Linked DNA regions of Homo sapiens: all the other regions are linked to region 1. Evidence: chromatin loops called from intact Hi-C (ENCODE). Cell type or tissue: endothelial cell of umbilical vein. All regions are shown on one strand.

Region 1 (5,000 bases):
TAGTGCATAAGGCAGAGGGCTCTCTCTGGGTTTGATGCTATAACAAACAGTCCACGCCATCGAGGGACATTCAGTCTTGCAGTGAAGAGAAGTCAGAGGCAGAAAATGAGCAGGTGGAAGAATAAAAAATCCACAAGAGAGATAGAAGTGTTCCTGAGGTCAGAGGAAGAGGTCATATCCCTGCAGGGAACAGGAATAGCCTCAGAGAGGAGGTAGAATTCGAGATGGGTCTTAAAAAACAGCTAGGATTTCAGCAGACAGATGCAGGGCTCTGCACTTCAGCCCCGGTCTACCACATTAGTGAAGAAACAGATGGGAAATAGAATAATGTTTAAAGAGGGAGTTGTGAACGCTAAGTAGGAGCAATACGAGGGCCATATTGTAGGAGTCTCTTAAGGGCTAGGATGAGGAGTTCTCATTTCAGTAGAAAAGCGAATGTTCAATTAAGGAAAAAATGAACCAGAAGACTTTTAAAATTTTGGTCTGGCAGTAGAGATTTTGAAATGGAAAGGAACTAATATTAATTTACAGTGTGCCATGTGGGTTGTGTATGCTACCTTTACAGACAAAGAGACATACTGAGAGATTAAGTGACTAAAGCCACAGTGGAAGGACATTGCAGATTCAGACTCCAAAACCTGTCATCTTTCTGCCAGACCTTGCTGTCTAGAAGGGAGGATTGGAGGTGAAAAGACCACCTCAGAAGCTGTTGTAACAATCTAAGCAACAGGTAACGAAGGCCAGAACTAGAATGACAGCTTTCGAAATGGAAGGAAGGACAATCTTTGGAAGGTGGCAAATGAAATGTATGCCCGGGAAGAGTCTAAATAATGCCTACTTTTTAAGCCTGGGCTCAGGAGATGATGAGACTGTTGAAGAGAAAAGTTAAAGTCTAGAGAAGGACTTGATTTGGAAACGGAGAAGTACAGTTTTGATGGGAAAGGAGAAGTACGGTTTTGATCAGGTTGATTTTGAGATAGCAGAGAGCCAGGGGACAGTCTCAATACAAGATGTAGTAGGGGTTGGGCGTGGTGGCTCACGCCTGTAATCCCAGCACTTTGGGAGGCCAAGGTGGGCGGATCACTTGAGGCCAGGAGTTCGAGAGCAGTCTGGTCAACATAGTGAAACCCCCATCTCTACTAAAAATACAAAAATTAGCCGGGCGTGGTGGTCCACACCTGTAGTCCCAGCTACTTGGGAGGTTGAGGCGTGAGAATCTCTCGAGCCTGGGAGGCTGAGGTTGCGGTGAGCGGAGATTGCACCACTGCACTCCAGCCTGAGTGACAGAGACAGACTGTGTCAAAAGAGGGGGAAAAAAAGAAAGATGTAGTAGGCATCTGCACTGAAGTGAGAACTGAAAACATTGGCTGAATAAATAAGTGGTTAAGGTAAAGAAACCTGAAACGACTAACAGAACGCTAAAAATGCCTACACTTAGGAGGTGGCAAGATAGAGACAGAAAATTAGAAGAAGAAACTGAGTCATCCAGCAGCCAGAATGAAAACAGGAGGGAATTTCAAGGGAGTGACCCACAACATCAGGAGTTGAGCCGTATGAGCGCTGGCGGCCTTCAAGGCAACAATGAAGACAGCGCTGGTCATCCTGTGTGGTGTGTCCAGGAGACCTAGGGGCACACGCCCGCCTGGGGGTCTGAGGAAGCCATGGGGGGTGGTGAGGATGAAGAAAACGAGGATGGGCAGGCTGAACAGAGGGGCGATTTTGCTTGTTGGTGATCAGGATGAGGGAGCAGAGCAAAGTGGGAGAAGGAAGGCACTAGAGAGAGAACAGAGAATTAGGCAGAACCAAAATTTAGTATTGTGGGGGATGGGGGTGGAGGGAAAAAAACGAACGTGGTTTTGCTTTTCTTCCTTTCACACCTACAGAAAACCTGTTTTTGTATTGAATTGCTTCTTCTTAAAGACCAGCATCAACCTGATCATGCTCCCCACCATGTGAAACGGAATGGGCACGCCACGATAAGTAGTAATGAGCCTTTTCGGCAGCCTTCTGTTTTAACAAAAAAACGCTGCTGTTTGGCATTGAAGTTTGCTTGTGTTTAAGCTCGCGGTGGAACAGCCTAGGACCCCTCTCTGTTTGTAACCTGGCTTTATAATTTTGTTATTATTTAAAGCCTCCCTTTCAGCGATTTTTTAAAACCAAAATATATGCTGGCTAATGTCATCTGGAAACTGAAAGTCGATGTTCAGCAACTCTCACTCGCCAATCCTACAACTTGGTAAGGATTTTTATTTTGGTCGTACTGAGCTTACTGTAACTGGGGCGGCTGAGTTGCTATGGTAATTTGTTCTCAGAACAGAGCACTTTGCTGCAATGCATGGAAACAGCAGATAAATCTACTTTATGTTGACTTGATTGTGACATTAATTCTAGTTGAAACATCCTCCATGCTCCCATCAGGACTCATGTATAAGAATTTTAAATTGGAGCCAAGAAGGCATTGGCTAAAAGAATTGCAACTTCGGCTGTTTAAACCCAGGCCTTCACAATTCATGCAACTGAAGGCTGTTGGCTCACAGCCTAGAGCGCTGCCCCGGGGGCGGCTTGCAGCTGGGGGAAGGTTCATCACTGAGGCAATTATGTGGTTAATTGCTCCAGTGTGGGCTTGGGCTGAGAGTTGTGACTCATGCCGCCCTCTGTCACTAATAGATGGGGGTAGGGGGTAGAGTGGACAGGACTCAAGGACTTACTGAAAACTCAGCTGCCTTTTCCCTTTCCTCTTGCAAATAAATCTGTAACTCACTAACATCTGCCCTGGAGATGTGGGAGGAAGGTAGACCTCAACTCCAAGACTTGGTGCTCCCGGCCTCCATTGGTAGGGGTCCCCATTAAGTCCCACGTCCTGAACTACACTGGAGCCCTCGGACACTTTAAGGATCACTGCACTCCGAATTGGGGTGTATCTTCCTCCAATTCTTGCCTAACCATGACAGAGGAGAGACAAAAACTAGATGCCTGACTTCGAGCATGACTCATTATAAACAAATAGAGGACAGATTGACTTCCTCTTATCAGAGCCCGAGTCTGCGCCCCAGGACACAGCATGAGTCAGACTTGAAGTCCCAAGTCTTGTTGGGAATTTTCCCCCTGAGAAAGAGGTAGATTTTTGAGTAGAGTTCTGTTGATTTCTTGAATATTATCAGTGACCCCATGTTAAGCCCTGGGCTTCTGCATCAGGTCACATCCCTTCGAAACCAATAGAGCTTCCAGAGTAAGGATAAAAATTGGCTGTGCTCACAAAGAAACTCATTTGGAATTGATAGAAATGTTTGTAATTTTAGCGGTGATGGTTTTGCAATGTATAGATGTCAAAATCATAAAAGCATACACTCAATATGTGCAGTGTATTGTATATAAATTATACTTCAAATATTTTTTAGAAGAAACATAGTTTAGCAGGAAAAAAAAAGATGTAGTAGGCACCTGCATTGAAATGAGAACTGAAGACATTGGTTGAATAAGTAAGTGGTTAAGGTAAAGAAACCGTAAACGACTAACAGAATGCTAAAAATGCCTACACTTAGAAGAAGGGAAGATACAGACAGAATATTAGAAGAAGAAACTGAGTCATCCAGCAGCCAGAATGAAACAGGAGGGAATTTATAGGGAGTGACCCACAACACCAGGAGCTGAGCAGTATCAGCGTAGATAGCCTGGTGGCCTTTGACGCAACAATGAAGAGAGCACTGGTCATCCTGCGTGGTGGTTAATTATTATTATGATTTATCATGAAGTTCAGTGTTACCTCCTCCCTTCCCCATCCATACCGATCTATTGCTTGTATTTGGGTGCAAACACACACAGAGTACCTGCCTGAAGGGATCATGAGGTCACAGCATCCAATGCTGATCTCAGACTCCCAGAGTGTGTGTTAGTAGGTAACATTTATTTTTACTCAACTCCGTATTTCACTAGGTAAAAGGGAATGAAGGCAGTCGGGATAGGTGAAACCCAGGTTGTGACAAATTTGGAGGAGGGTGGGGGAGCTGTTGGGTATTAGATTGGTGCAAAAGTAATTGTGGTTATTATGCCAGGAGCGGTGGCTCACGTCTGTAATCCCAGCACTTCGGGAGGCGAGGTGGGTGGATCACTTGAGGTCAGGAGTTTGAGACCAGCCTGGCCAACATGGTGAAACCCATCTCTACTAAAAATACAGAAATTAGCCGGGCATGGTGGCCAGTGCCTGTAATCCCAGCTACCTGGGAGGCTGAGGCAGGAAAATCATTTGAACCCAGGAGGAGGAGGTTGCAGTGATCCGAGATCGCACCACTGCACTCCAGCCTGGGTAACAGAGCAAGACTCGTCTCAAAAAAAATGAAAATCAAAAAATAAATAAAACATTTTTTAAAAGTAATTGCAGTTATTGCCATTATTTTCAATGGCAAAAACCTCAATTCCTTTTTTTTTTTTTTTTTTTTTTGAGATAGAGTTTCCCTCTTGTTGCCCACACCGGAGTGCAATGGCGTAACATTGGCTCACTGCAACCTCCGCCTTCCAGGTTCAAGTGATTCCCCTGCCTCAGCCTCCTGAGTAGCTGGGATTACAGGCATGTGCCACCACACCTGACTAATTTTGTATTTCTAGTAGAGACGGGGTTTTGCCATGTTGGTCAGTCTGGTCTCGAACTCCTGACCTCAGGTGATCCACCCACTTCAGCCTCCCAAAGCACTGGCATTACAGGCATGTGCCACCGTGCCCTGTCCGCAGTTACTTTTACACCAACCTAGTAGCAAAGGAAAAAGAAGCACCTTCAAGGTACCCCACCCCAGGCGGCCACAGGACAGGAGAAGGCTGTTTTTGCCTTCAGGTTTCAGCAAATTCAAGTTGAGTCAAGCCAACAGCATGACAGCATGCAAGAGCTGTGCCATTGGGCTGTGGCCACAAAACACACACACGTGAAATGACTTAAAGCTTGGAAACCAGCACACCAGGGAGCAAATTAATTTAGGGAGAAATGAATACGTGTGTGCTTAGATGGCACA
Region 2 (5,000 bases), 100 kb after region 1:
TTGTTTTTGAGACAGAGTCTCACTCTGTCACCCAGGCTAGAGTGCAGTGGCACAATCTCGGCTCACTGCAACCTCTGCCTCCTGGATTCAAGTAACTCTCATGCTTCAGCTTCCCAACAAGCTGGGATTACAGGTGTGCACCACCATGCCCTGGTAATTTTTGTATTTTCAGTAGAGACAGGGTTTCGTCATGTTCGCCAGGCTGGTCTTGAACTCCTGACCTCAAGGGATCCCCCCACCTCGGCTTTCCAAAATTTTGGGATTACAGCCATGAGCCACCATGCCCGGCCTATTAATTGTAATTCTTCTTAAGAAAATACTTCCCTCCTTCTTTCCTCCTTTCCTTCCTTCCTCCTTTTCTTGCTTACTCCTTTTCTTCCTTTCTTATTATTATGGACTCATGGGTATTTATTCTATGACTTATAATCCAATATTACCATTAGTTTGTTGCTCAAATTTTTCCATCTCTGGCCATGAGGAGCTCTACATCCTTCCAATAAACCCCAATTATTTTTTGAGCAATTCCCTATTTTCTGGCATCACAAGGTATTCTACAGGCATTTTGTATTTTCTCCGCTCCAGTTCTGGAAGTAACCACCTCTCCAAGGAGCCCTGGTCTCTCTTTTTTTGGAGAATGGTATTTAGAAACCAAGATCTGAGTGGTAGGTGTGCTCACTGCTAGTGGAGAATCCTTGCTGCTGGAGTCTCTCAGTGTTCAGAGCTTGAGAATATATTATGTATACCAATCCATGCATGCATGGATATATCTATCTATCTATGTATCTATCTGTCTATCTATCTATCCATCCATCTGTCCACCTATACCTATCTCTACATATTAAGAAACCTTTAGTTCATACCAATACTACTGATTTCAATTCATCATCACAGCACTCAGTCTAACATCCCTCTTTCCCCTGTTTGTAACTTTGTTTTTTAATTGAAAGACTGATGCTTAAATCCTGGTAAGCTGTAAAAATATGCTCCCTTCTCACCCTTCCTCTCATCTTTTCTCCTGTGGAAATGGTTGACATAAGGATGCAACACTGAATGCTAGATATTGCAGACAGAGGCTACAGGAAAGAGAGCTGAGCTGACATCACGGTCCTTCCTACTGCAAAAAGCACTAATTACACATTTTATACTTTATCGGCAGTGGGGGTGCAAGAGGGTCGGCCTGGGCTCTGGAATGTAAGCTCACTGTTCCAGCCAAAAAATGAGTCAGTTGAGATGGGAATGCAAATTTATTTGAGCAGTTGTGTGTCAACATATTTCCGGAAAAAAAAAATTGTGTGTGTGCCTGTTTTCTGCTCCAGCCTTCTGGAAAATACTGTCACCCGATGGCCCTCTTACTTTGGCAACAATTCTTGTTCCTGGGGGCACCTTACCTCTTGTCTTTTAACCATCTCATTGATTTCTGTCCCCTTCATCTTCCAACACACATGTTGTTCCCTTTCCTTTTCTTCTGACTTCCCATCTTTATTTTCCTTTTCACAGACCCTGTGAATTTTCACCTCCAAGCAGATCCTAGTGGAAACCTTTCATGGCTGGGTCATCAGAATCTTTTCAATACAAAAAGCCAAGCTTACATTTCCCTTTATTTTGTTGTCTGGGACTTGGTTTTTTCCTTAAGTTCCCTGTTCTTGTAATACTTTGGGTGTGGAGGAATTTTCTGTTTTTCCGTCCTTTCATAACAGTTCAGAGTTGTTCACTATGAAACCCCGAGGAATGCTTCGCTGAAAACCCAAATTTTGCCTACCACACTCTGGATATGCTAAAGATAACTAAGGCAAGGCAAGATTGGCTCACTCTGATGGCAAATGAAGTGCTTGTTATTCAAAACTAAAGAGTCCAACTCTGAGCTCCTCCTGGGAGGAAAGAAAATAAGTGTGTTCCAGGTATTATTCCTTTTAGTGTTATCAACAATTCCAGAGGCCCACGGGCCTGTTTGGGATCCTGCCATTCCCAGAGCCAGGGGTGGGGGCCACCTTCACAGTGACCTGAGCTGACCAGAAATAAACCCAGAATACCCCGGAGCAGGGAGATGTCAAGTCAGTGGGAGGGAGAGCCTACGGAGAGCCCGTATTTTCTTAGCTGTATCCAGGAAGCCTGGATGGAATGGGCTTGGCAGGCACCAACTTCCTGGGGAGCCAACTGGGCAGCTTCCCGGGGGTGCCAGGAGTGCAAAATCACCACTGGGGCACTGAACCATCATAAGACAATGAAGAACTCATTTCGCGAATTCCAAGAACACTATCCGTTCTCGGAAGGAATCTTTAGCAAAGTCACTTAGGGTTGGCGGGAAGGGAGGGAGGATGTGGTGAGTAATCATAAGAATAACTACAAGTAGCTACAAGGGCATGCTCCATAGCTTTAATAATAAAAAGAAGGCAACAATAATAGAAATAATGAAGGCAGCTGGAATTTAGTCCAATTCTTCCTCATGAGCCGGGCAATGTACCCAAGTTTGTTGTACACATCAATCTCATTGAATTCTCACAACGACTGTGTGAGGTAGGTACTGTCTCAGATGTGTCATTTCACATCTGGGAAACAGGTCAAGAAGAATGAAATATGGTGCTTGTAGCTGCAAAACTACAAAGTGGCAAAGACTGGATCAGAACTCTCAACTTGCTTTCTTAAGTATTCTTCTGTGTGGTCTTACTGGAAGGGCTTTTCTTTAAACTAAAACATATTTATTTATTTATTTTTTATTTGTATTTGTTTTTTTTTTTTTTTTTTTTTTTTGAGACGGAGTCTCGCTCTGTCGCCCAGGCTGGAGTGCAGTGGTGAGATTTCAGCTCACTGCAACCTCTGCCTCCTGGATTCAAGAGATTCTCGTGCCTTAGCCTCCCGAGTAGCTGGGATTATGGGTGCGTGCCACCACGCCCAGCTAATTTTTTCTATTTGTAGTAGAGACAGGGTTTTGCCATGTTGGCCAGGCTGGTCTCGAACTCCTGGCCTCAAGTGATCCGCCTGCCTCGGCCTCCCAAAGTGCTGGGATTACAGGCATGAGCCACCGCCCCCGGCCCAAAGTAATACATATTTAATCCTTTGTATAACTCATTATTGACATAATATTTTTTCCTTTTATTTTTATTTGCCACATAATAATTGTTCATATTTATGGGATACAGATATTTTGATACATACAGACAATGCTCAAATCAGTGTAATGATCAAATCAGGGTATTAACATATCTAGCACTTCAAACATTTATCATTTCTTTGTGTTGTAAATATTCAAAATCCTCTCTTCTAGCTTTTTGAAAATATACAATAAAATATGTTAATTATAGTCACCATACAGTACTACAGAAGCCTAGAACTTACTGCTCTCATCTAGCTGTAATTTTGCTAATCCGTTAATCAACCTCTCCCTGCCCCCTCTCCCCGCTACCTGGAAGGGTCTGCCTTGTAAGCTATAGGCTTTGGTTTTGCTGAGCTGAGTATTCAGGTGGTCATGGCTGATATTTTAGTATAAGTGTTAGGATGCTAGTCAGATGACCCAAGGACAGGACGACAAGCTCTGCCCTCCACACAGATGCAATCTAATGACAGAGGCATCCAGTCGGCAGGTGCAAGGCCATTTGCAGGGCCACACTGTGGAAGATGGTGACAGCACATCAAACTGAGTGTCCAAGGATTATGCCTGCAAACCATGAGTGTTCCAGTGTTTAGAGGCAAGGTTGTGAGAAAGGAGGAAAATCATGCTGGACAGAAAGACAGGCGTGAGCCAAAACACAGAGGAAATGGCACAGCATGTGCCTAGAAAGAGAAGCTTGGAGTTGGCTAGAAGATAGGGTCCAAGGTGAAGGGGAAGACAAGAGCTAAAGCTGGAGAGATAAGCAGGGGCCTTGTGCAAACCAGTGGGGCCTCGGACTTTAAATATGGAAGGACCTGGGTCTGAATTCCAATTTAGCCATGTGCTCGCTGTATGATCATGGGCTACATTTCAGAACCCTTCTCAACTTCAATATTCATATCTGGAAAACAGAGAGACATGTAATTTTTTTTTTTTTTTTTTTTTTTTTTTGAGACGGAGTCTCACTCTGTCACCCAGGCTGAAGTGCAGTGGCGCAATCTCAGCTCACTGCAATCTCTGCCTCCTGAGTTCAAGCAGTTCTCATGCCTCGGCTTCCAGAGTAGCTGGGATTACAGGAGCCCGCCACCATGCCCAGCTAATTTTTGTACTTTTAGTAGAGACAGGATTTCACCATGTTGGCCAGGCTGGTCTCGAACTTCTGACCTCAAGTGATCTGCCCGCCTCGGCCTCCCAAAGTGCTGAAATCACAGGTGTGAGCCACTATGCCCGACTGAGACACATAATTTTATGATATATACGTTAGGCTGAGAGCCTATGCACCCAGTCTTGGGTCACACAGTTGATGAATGGATTCGCCAGGAAACACATCTATTTTTATTACAGGTCAAGCTTTATAGTTCATAAAGCTCTCATATATTCTCACTTCATTTCGCAGGTTTCAGGTCTCTTACCCTGTTTGAATTTTCATTTTTCTCTCTCGGCACCAGTCTTCTCCAATCTACGTAGCCCTCAAGGGTAGGGACCACATCCTATTGTTCATCACGAGTGGTCCATGGTAATGCAGGGGTCTCAGGCTTGGCAGTGCAACAGAATCACTGGGAAGCTCCAGAAATCTGCAGAGATCTGGGCCTCATCCAAGGTGTGTTGAACCAGAATCTTTAGAACTGCTGCCTGAGCTTTTTCTCTTATCCAGGTGGGGTTTGGAAACACAGCAGAAATATGTTCAAGGGAATCAGTGAGCAAGTGACCATCCTAGATATATCAGGCGGGATAGGCTAGTGCATGCTATGACAGCCATCAACCAGGAGCTGCTTAAAACAACCAAAGTTTGGCCGGGCGCGGTGGCTCACGCCTGTAATCCCAGCACTTTGGGAGGCCAAGGTGGGCAGATCAGGAGGTCAGGAGATCGAGACCATCCTGGCTAACACAGTGAAACCCTGTCTCTACTAAAAAT
Region 3 (5,000 bases), 330 kb after region 1:
CCCCTGGGAGGGAAGTAGACTAGGAAAGCTGTTGAAAGGGCTCCTTCACTTCTTACCAGGTAAACGTGTGCTCTACATTGCTTGGGTTTTCTTCAAGATGATTTCTTTGTACTACATATGCAATTTTTTTCCAGAATCACCCTGTCCCTCAAAACCCCTACCCAAACACAAAAACCTTTTGGGACACAGGCAAATTAGAACAATTCAGAATTAAAGCAAATAAATGTTGAATGTTCTCTTGTCTCCACTGGAGCATCTATTCATTTCTTTTTATTTTACTTTCTTTTTTGGAGACAGGGTCTCGCTCTATTGCCCAGGCTGGAGTGCAATGGTGCTGTCATAGCTCACTGCAGCCTCGAACTCCTGGGCTCAAGCAATCATCCCAACTCAGCCTTTCAAGTAGCCAGGACTACAGGCGCTAGCACCACACCTGGCTTTTTTTTTGGGGGGGTGGGCGGTGGGATCGACATTGGTGTCTCCTTATGTTGCTCAGGCTGGTCTCAAACTCCTGGGCTCAAATGATCCTCCCACCTCAGCCTCCTGCCTCAGCCTCCCAAAGTGCTGGGATTACAGGCATGAGCCACTGTGCCTGGCCCATTCGTTTCTTTTTGAATAGGTGCCATAAAAGATCACGTATGGGCCAGGTAAGGTGGCTCACGCCTGTAATCCCAGCACTTTGGGAGGCTAAGGTAGGTGGATCACCTGAGGTCAGGAGTTCAAGACCAGCCTGGCCAACATGGTGAAACCCCGTCTCTACCAAAAATAGAAAAATTAGCCGGGCATGGTAGTGGGTGCTTGTACTCCCGGCTACTCGGGAGGCTGAGGCAGGAGAATCGCTTGAACCCAGGAGGCAGAAGTTGCAGTGAGCCAAGATTGCACCATTGCACTCCAGCCTGGGTGACAGGAGTGAAACTCCATCTCAAAAAACAAAACAAAACAAAAAAACACGGCTCTTGGGCAGGTAGGCCAATATCTTTGAAGAGCATGGAATTGTCCACCCAGATTTCCTGTCCTTGTCTTTCTGTCCCCATCCACAGAGTAGACCAGCACTCCTTCTCTGTGACATCACCCAGGGAGACAGCCCATTCTCATCCATCTCCACCATAGCCTGTCTGTATCAGGTGGAGAATGTATTAGAAAAACACAATTTACAATACTGTAGATACCATTTATGCAAAAAAGTGTGCACAAAATGACTAAGGATATATATATATATTTGTGTATGAAGAAGTGCTTGCTGTTTTGTTTTGTTTTTTATTTTCAAGCCTGAAAGATGACACATAGGTCTCAAAACTGTAACTTCTGCTTGAAATCTGGGGTGCCAGAGCTGCAAAAGCACTTTGGCACGTGCTGCAGTATCGGAAACTAGTGAGCTAAATCCTTGAAGCAGGTTCTGTTTAGACTGAAACGGGCGAAGCTGATCATGTTTCTGAATAAGCAAGACGTGTTGTGTTCATTTAAACCACTTGTGTTCATGAATCTATAAAGCCATGTTTGGATTTCTATAACTTCTGTATGAATTTCATGTGTGAAAGTCACCTTGAAGTCAACTCTTTGTTCTTGCAGATTCAATCCCTCGTCTCTGTTGGAAGTGTAAAAGGAAGATAAGAAGGGCTCTGATGCTGGGGTTGGGGAGGAAAGAGAGGCAGGTAAGACAGAGCCTAGAGAGACGTTTAGGGATCCCAGCACGCAAAATGACCATGCAGGAGGGAAGAGGTAGATTTGCATAAGGAGCCCGTGGCTTTCTGGGAAAGAAGGAATTAAACTCTTCCAACCCACCTTCCTGTTATTCACAGTTAATTAGTGGCAGAATAGGGTTTAACAGAACTTTTCATTTATTTATTTTGTAGAGATTCAGTCTTGCTCTGTTGCCCAGACTGGAGTGCAGTAGCACAATCATAGCTCACTGGAGCCTCAAACTCCTGGGTTCAAACGATCCTCCTGCCTCAGCTTTCCAAGTAGCTGTGCCTACAGGTGTGTACCACCACGCCCAACCTAACAGGACTTCTGAAGCAACAGAAGGGAAGCCAGGTTCCTGTGAGGATCCTAGCTTTAGCAAGGAGGGGCAGTTTGTCAACAGAGGCTGTGCAGGAGCAAGTTCAACAGTGACACCTTGTGGAGGCATGAAGCAAGAGCAGTGCTAGACTCTGCTCTGCCCCTACATCTCTTGGGAACTGGTGGGAGCCTCAGACTAGCCACTTTAACGGCTCCGTGCCTCAGTTTCTCCCGTTGTAAATTCGGAATGACACACATTCACTCGCTTCCTCTGTCATGGAGTTCTTCTGATGACAACATTTTAAACATCCGCCAGCCAGGACGGTTCAGTAAATGCTGACCCATCCATGTCATGATATGGTAGGAAGCCATTTAAAGGAATGATTGATGGATTGATCTGACATGATAATGAATATAGTTAAGTGAGAAAAGTTGATAGTCTGGTTTTTCTGGTTTTTTGTTTTGTTTTGTTTTAAAGGTGTCTGGAGGTATAATTGATAAACCAGAAAACTGCACTTATTTAATGTGTATAATTTGATGCATTTGGACATATGCATGCACCTGCTGATAGTCTCACCACAATCAAGAATCAAGTATTACCTTGTAATCCCAGCACTTAGGGAGGCCGAGGCAGGCTGATCACTTGAGGCAAGGAGTTCAAGACTAGCCTGGCTGAAATGGTGAAACCCCATCTCTACTAAAAATACAAAAATTACCCAGGTATGGTGGCATGCGCCCAAAGTCCCAGCTACTCAGGAGGCTGAGGCATAAGAATCACTTGAACCCAGGAGGTGGAGGTTGCAGTGAGCTGAGACGACACCACTGCATTCCAACCTGAGAAACAGAGCAAGACTCTGTCTCGAAAAAAAAAAAGGTAATAAACATATCTGTCACCTCCAAAACTTTCCATGTGTCCTTTTGTGTATGGTGTAAGAATATTTAACATGGGATCTACCCTCTTAACAAACGTTTATGTGTATGTATCCTACCGTTAGCTATATACAGCAGATCTCAAACTTCCTCATCTTGTATAATTAATTTTTAGTATCTCGTTTTTGCAAAGATAAATACACATTTATCATTACGTATATGTGTATATGTGTGTTGGTTTTGGTTTCTTGGAATGTAGAGAAAGTCCATACCCCTGCGAAGGCTTCGCCACACCTCATGCTGTTGATAATATCTCCAGGTGGGGTGAGAGATGGAGAGGAAATTGCAGAGAAAATTCCAAGTTTTTTCCTGATATCATGGCCTTGGCAAAGAGAGGCTCTATGGCTTTTGGATTCACTATTTTTGCAGCAAAACGTACAAAGTTAACAGAAAAAAGAGAAAATATAAAGAGTAATCGGATCTCTGGGCTCTGGGGAGCAGAAGCGTTAACACGGAGTGGCCACTTACACGGAGACGATGCTAAGTTCCCAGTGCAAAAGCCCTGTCCTGTCATCACGCTGACCCTCTCCAAGGGGAGGCCTCCAGTCCCCCCTGCCCTGTCAGGTTTCCCATATGGGCTGACATCATGTGCTTAGGAAACCTACATTCAAGAATTAAAAATGGAACTCTTAATAAGGGAGCGGGTGGTTTGTAGACGTGCATGGGCTGAGAACCACATTTCAAAACCAGAAGTGTATTTCAGGCGTGAGTAGCACTTAAAAGAAAATATTGTGGCAGGCCCCTGGAAGCAGCAGACGTTGTTTATATCACATCAACTTGAGTTTTGCTGAGCAAATCACCAGGCTGGCGCACAACGAACGTTTCCCACCATTCCGGGGTTTTTTTTTTTGCTTCCACTCTGCCCTTCTAATTCAGGTGAGCAAGCTGATTTTTACTTGCTGTAGGTAAAAAAGAACCCCCAAACTTAGGCCTTGCTAAATGCAAAACCTGTAGCAATTCTCAAAACACGCAAATAACAAGCCCTTCATCTTCCTTTGAGAAGTATGGTAAATAGACTCTAGGATGCCCCCCAAAGTTATCCCTGTCTTCTAAGAATCATGCCTGTCCCCTATTCCTTGGACAGTGATATGAGCAAGAAATAAACATGTATTGTGCTAAGCCACTGAAAGACTGGGGTTGTCTGTAACAGCAGCTAGCATACCCCAACAACAGATATACCACTATTTGGCCCCTGTGGGAACACAGGCTCTCTGCTGCCAAATCTTTTGGATCATCCATTTTTTTTAGAAGCGGCCAGAAATCTGGATTTTTAAAATATGAAATTTCCTGATTTAAAAATGTTGGCCACTAAGTCAAATTTATTATTTTAAATGCTCCACAGGCCAAATGAAACACATCTGTGGGCTCAACTTGGCCTGCAGCCTGCCAAGTGCAACCTCTGGTCAAAACACTTCAAATGCAGCAGCATTTATTTTTAAGTTGGTATTGGTCTGAGAGTTGGTGCCGCAACCCTAGTCATGTGAGTTCCAGAGAAAAGTTCTATGCCGATAGGGAAGTTGATCAATTCTTTCATTTCCACTTGGGTTAGAATTACGTTAGTGTTTTTTGTTTTGTTTTTTTAGACAGAGTCTCCCTCTGTCACCCAGGCTGCCGTGCAGTGGTATGATCATAGCTCACTGCAGCCTCAAACTCCTAGGCTCAAGCAATCCTCCTGCCTCTGCCTTTCAAGTAGCTGGGACCACAGGCACATGCCACCGGGCCCAGCTACTTTAAAAAAAATTTTTTTTAGTAGAGACTAGGTCTTACTATGTTGCCCAGGCTGGTCTTGAAATCTTGCGCTCAAGTGATCCTCCTGCCTTGGCCTCCCAAAGTGCTGGGATTACGGGCATGAACTACCGTGCCTGGCCTTCCTCTAGTTTCTTAACACACTTTGGCCCGTCTGCCAAAACTCTGAGGCTAACTTTTCCTCCCTGGGTGACCAGGTCCAGCGAGACCAGGCTGGCCCAGGATGGCCCACTCACCCAGACCAGTGCCTCCTCCACTTTGATTTCAGTGGACTGAGTGGCAAGGATGAAGCTGAAACCAGGCACAACCAACTATGTCTTAAAGGAGAG
Region 4 (5,000 bases), 240 kb after region 1:
CAGGAGGATGTTTATTTCCTGGGATAGAATAACCAGGAAAGTGTTCGTGGGGCTGCTGTGGTTATCCTGATTCCATCACCTAAAGGAAAAAGGCACATCAAAATTACCATTTAAACCATTTTAAGGCCTACATTCAGCGTCAGGGTAGGCCTTGATTAGTATTTCATCATATCAGTCTCACCTCATTAAGGTGATAATAGTCCCTGCTTACAGTGGTTCAACTTAGGATTTTTGACTTTATGATGGGTTTATCAGAGTATTAAATGCATTTTGACTTACAGTTTTCGACTTAAACCCATCCTAAGTGAAGGAGCATCTGTACTATCATAACACCACTCTAATTTATTAAAAGCTTTCAGGAAAAAGTATAGATACGTTTGAAACATTGGGTTTTCCGTTGTTTCCTAAAGATAGCTTTATCAGGGTTTTTTAGCAGGCATCAGAATGGCAAAGAAGATCTTAACATTTCTTTGTGTCTTCCCAGTTGTATTTGTATTGCTTATACTGCAATAACAAAATACCGGTGGACTACCTGGCTTAAACAACAGAAGTTACTTTTCTCACAGTTCTGGAGGCTAGGAAGCCTGGTGAGGCCAGTTAATGGTGGTGGGTCTCTTCCAGGCTTGTAGCCTTCTTGCTGTGCATGCACAGGGAGAGAAAGAAAGAGGGAGGGTGAGCCCTCAGGTGTCTCTTCTCATGAGGACACTAACCCTGTCAGATCAGGGTCCCAACCTCGTGACCTCATTTAACTTTACCTCCGAAAGGCCCTTTTTCCAAATGCAGTCACATTGGGGGTTAGGGCTTCCATGTAGGAATTTGAGAGGGACACAGTTCAGTCTATAACAGCAGTGAATTCTTATTGATGTAAGAACTTTTTCTAGTGGTATTTTAAGGTACAAGATTTCTTATAAAATAGAGATAGTGTGAGCAAAAGCACTGATGAGGTTAATTGGTACAGTGGCCAAAACTTCATAGCATATTAGGAAGTATTTCTTTTTGTATGCTTTTCTTTTTTTTTTTTTTTTTTAATTATCTTGTGGAAAGACTAAATTTTCCTTTTTAATTCTGGCTCTGCTTCTCACTAGCTGTGTGATCTTGGATAAATGCTTAATTCCTTTGTAAAACTCAGTATTGGTACCCGCCATGTAGGGTTGTTATGAGGATTAGATGTGGTGATAGCCGTAAAGCTCCCAGGATGGAGTCTGACAAACAATGAGCCCACATTAAAGCTCCGTTTGACGCACTTGGCCATCCTTCCCAGTGTGGGGCAAAGTAAAACCAATTTCTAGGCTATTGAAGCAGGTGAATGCACACAGGCTGGCAATTTCCCAACTGAATATGATTTCTGAGGAGGTGCAAGTATCCAGTGTCTGCATTCTAGCATGCATGATCATCTGCTAGAGTTGCCCTTTTTCTCGTTTATTTGAATCTAAACAGTAGAGCAAGTAGATTGACTATCTTGGAGTTTAAACACCGAAAACATCCAAACATCAGAACTTTTCTCCACATACTACTGACATTGAAACATGTCACGAAACATGACATTCTAATACCAGAACAATTGGCTTTTGTGCGTGGCAAGGGATAATGTGGCAATCCTCTATGCTGTGCATGGCTGCTTGGTCCATCATCGTCTGGATCATCTCACACAGTTGCTATGATATTAGGATAACACACAAGTTATGGCAGTTCTTAGTTTATGTTTTGCTAGGCACATTGCACATGTGTGTGTATATATATACATAGGTATATGTACAAATGTGTATATGTAAATATATTTGAGTGTGTGTTTGTATCAGCCCCATTCCTGAATCCACAAAATGGAAAGGAAAACCGAGATACTGAGTCTGGATCATCTGACTTCAACAGAGTAGCATGTGCTTACTATTCTGGGAAAAATTGGAGGTAAACAATATTCCACTGTTTCCTGTTTCGTTAATTGTTCTTTTATTCAGAGAGCCCACCTTACGCATTTGTATTAAGAAACATGAGAACATTCTATACAATGTACATTTTTCCATTATAGAGGGATTCAGAAGCAGAGCTTTAGCTTGTAGCACTAGCTCTACCTATAGCTGCACACTGAAATTCTAAACCATGATGGAGTGTAGAATTTTTTATTGCCCTCAAAATAAGAAAAATAAACATTATCTTCTTTGGGAACTGTATAGATAAGGAATTTAGAACTTTAAGGATAGAACCAACATGATCTCACAGGTTAAAAATGAATTGTTTGAAAAATCAAGTATTGTTTTAACCTCTGCATTGTTGGTGATCAATTAAGTGGATGATTAATATCTTTATGTACATCTGTCGCAGGCTAATGTTATCTCTGCCATTCTGTACCAGGCCCCTGGCTTGACAACATACTGTCATATCACAAGAAGCATACTTTAAATTCATTCCAACTTTTGACAAAAAGGAGAAGGGAATTTGTGTGAAGGTATGATGAGTTTAAAGAAACATGCCCCATTTTTAGCTGTCTGTTTCCATGGCAACAGAAGCAGCAGCCAGCCAGAGAGTTATCAAAGCTCCTGTAAATTTCCAAAGCTGAGTGTTGAAACATTGTCTTCCTGACCTCATGCTGCAGATTATCGTAGGAAACCTACAGTGTATTAGTCTGGAATAATGGCGGTCCTGTTAGCATTTTAGTTTTTACTTTAATTTTGCTCTTTAATTTCTAAGAGAAGGTAAATGCTACATTCTAGATTGTGGGACTTCCTTACAGGCAAGGGATGGTGGTTTAGAATTCCGAGGTCTATACCACCTGCCACTTCCCCTCCTTTTCCAATTCTGTATACTTAATAAGAATGCAGTAAACTTTATGTTGAAATCAAAGGCAATATTTCCACTTGGTCTAGAGCCTAACTTTTTTCAAACACTAATTTGAATAGTTTTTCAGTTAACTTGATGTTGTTGCTCCCTTTTTCATCAGAAAATAGTCTTAATATCAAAATTCCTGATCAAAATGCTGTTTGCTCTTTGTAGTGTCTGGGGTTGATATTTATGTGCACACTGTGGAGCTCTGCTTTTGTTTCAGACAGGAAGTGCTGGTGGAAGTTTGCTTACCCAGTGCAGATAGCACAGCTTTTACAGAACAAACCACCATTTTATTTCTGGCCTGTTTGCATTCCACTTTTTAAAATTCCTTGAAGAAGAACCCATTTTATAATTGGCAAATTAGCACCCTTGAAATATAACCCAAAATTTGTGATATTCAGTTACTACTTTTTATCATCTATGAGAGTACTTTAGTGCTTTCTCTTTTTTCTTTTTTTTTTTTTTTTTTTTTTTGAGATGGAGTCTCACTCTGTTGCCCAGACTGGAGTGCAGTGTCGTGATTGCGGCTCACTACAACCTCTGCCTCCCGGGTTCAAGCGATCCCCACCCCACCTCCACCTCAGCCTCCCAAGCAGCTGGGATTACAATCGTGCCCCACCACGCCTGGCTGATCTTTGTATTTTTAATAGGGGTTTCACCATATTGGCCAGGCTGGTCTCGAACTCCTGACCTCAAGTGATCCGCCTGCCTAAGCCTCCCAAAGTGCTGGGATTACAGGCGTGAGCCATCGTGCCTGGCCAGTGCTTTCTCTTCTTTAATGCAGCTTGAATTTCGCATTAATTCTAAGTGGAGAAATCTACCACTTTTTCATGGCCTTCTTTACTTTTTTACTCATAGCCCCTCCTTTTTAGTCTTTTACCCTTCAGAACAACATAATTACATTTTGTCTTCGTTCCTACCATCATCAGCAATTCAAAAATAACTCCAAACTCCAAATTCCCGCAATGAAGTGAAACGGTGTTGGTTTTGCCCCCATGATAATCACTTGCCCATAGAAAATTATTTTGTTAATTTATTCTTAAATGTGACATTGTATTCTGTTTTCTTAGAAAATAGCAACTCAGTTATATGCTCTAAGTATACCATGCAAATTTAAGTAAAACATGTTTATTAAAACTTATATATATGGTAAGCATTGTGGAAGGTGCTAGAAATATAAGGATGAGGTCTAGTAGGGCAAATAGAGGCAAAATATAGATATCTAGCGTGCAGTGTGATGGGGAATATATAATGTAGTTGTTATTGTAGTTACCAAATTGTTAAAAGATCAAATCATTATTAATGGTTAATGGAATTATGGTGGTGAGAGGGGCCAGCCAGGGGTGGGTAGGAAATAAGAAATGTGATTATTGAGAAATTAGTTTCATAATGTCTGTTCTGCTAACTGTTCCTTTTTTTTAATTACTGAAGTGAAATTCACATAACATAAAATTAACGATTAAGCAGTTGCTGTCATGCTCCCTTCCCCGCAATCCCTGGCAACCACCAATCTGCACTCTGTCTCTGAATTTACCAGTTCTGGATATTTCATGTAAATGGGGACTCATACAATATGTGAGCTTTTATATCTGACTTCTTTTCCTTGTAATGTTTTTCAGTTTCATCCACATTGTAGTATGAGTATTTAATTTATTTTTATGACTGAATAATATTCCATTGTATGGATATGCCACAATTTGTTTATCCATTCATCTGTTGATGACATTTGGGCAGTTTCTGCCTCTTGGCTATTGTGAATAGAGTTGCTATGGACATGTGTGTACATGTATTTGTTTGAGTACTTGTTTCCAATTCTTATTTCACCTAGGAGTAGAATTGCTGGGCTGCAATTGTTATAAACTAAAATTATATTCAGTTTAGAAAAGAACTTCTTTAGGAAAGACTTTAGAAAGAACTGCTAAATGTTCTAATTTTGTATCTTATGGTCTTTTCCTCTGATAAAAATGATACCATTTAGAGCCAGTGAATAACTTGCCATGCAGTTTCCTGATTTCTCTCCCCCTGGCTGTTGCCTTTACTAGTTGGAGCATTTCGGTAATGCATAACCATGTTTCTCTTCTTGACTTTCTCTTCACAGTCTACAGTGATTATTCCAAACCTCCTTCACTGGCCTCAAAATTAACTTTCCCTTTACCCATCTCACTTGGAACAGATGACCT

The links. A loop is a pair of places that touch in the nucleus more often than their neighbours do. Peaks named below come from ENCODE experiments on the same cell type or tissue, not always from the same donor. Only the 100,000 strongest peaks of a DNase experiment are listed, where the experiment ranks them.
Region 2: it touches region 1 in a loop (6-fold over the local background); 5 of 110 quality-filtered maps call a loop at or near these places.
Region 3: a loop joins it to region 1, with 2.3 times the contacts of the local background. A loop is called at or near these places in 2 of 110 quality-filtered maps.
Region 4: a loop joins it to region 1, with 2.4 times the contacts of the local background. A loop is called at or near these places in 6 of 110 quality-filtered maps.

Annotation. Positions count from the first base shown.
Region 1 is chr16:13,954,954-13,959,953 of GRCh38, forward strand. No RefSeq gene overlaps it. Among named protein-coding and RNA genes, the nearest start is that of ERCC4, 37 kb to the left of the region's middle. RefSeq lists silencers at 1,197-1,266, 2,507-2,556, 2,577-2,636 and enhancers at 1,724-2,923, 2,737-2,856. In endothelial cell of umbilical vein, no CTCF peak of the experiment used is centred here; DNase peaks (open chromatin) are centred at 2,618 and 2,988; H3K27ac peaks cover 1,183 bases.
Region 2 is chr16:14,055,989-14,060,988 of GRCh38, forward strand. It overlaps a transcript of MRTFB not described here. Among named protein-coding and RNA genes, the nearest start is that of MRTFB, 13 kb to the right of the region's middle. In endothelial cell of umbilical vein, no CTCF peak of the experiment used is centred here; DNase peaks (open chromatin) are centred at 1,223 and 2,123; H3K27ac peaks cover 2,641 bases.
Region 3 is chr16:14,287,810-14,292,809 of GRCh38, forward strand. No RefSeq gene overlaps it. Among named protein-coding and RNA genes, the nearest start is that of TRT-CGT2-1, 4.4 kb to the left of the region's middle. RefSeq lists a silencer at 1,963-2,257. In endothelial cell of umbilical vein, a CTCF peak has its summit at 2,122 (motif pointing left); no DNase peak of the experiment used is centred here.
Region 4 is chr16:14,193,694-14,198,693 of GRCh38, forward strand. All of the region lies in intron 3 of MRTFB (myocardin related transcription factor B), which reads left to right. Among named protein-coding and RNA genes, the nearest start is that of TRT-CGT2-1, 90 kb to the right of the region's middle. In endothelial cell of umbilical vein, no CTCF peak of the experiment used is centred here; DNase peaks (open chromatin) are centred at 2,508 and 3,028; H3K27ac peaks cover 1,254 bases.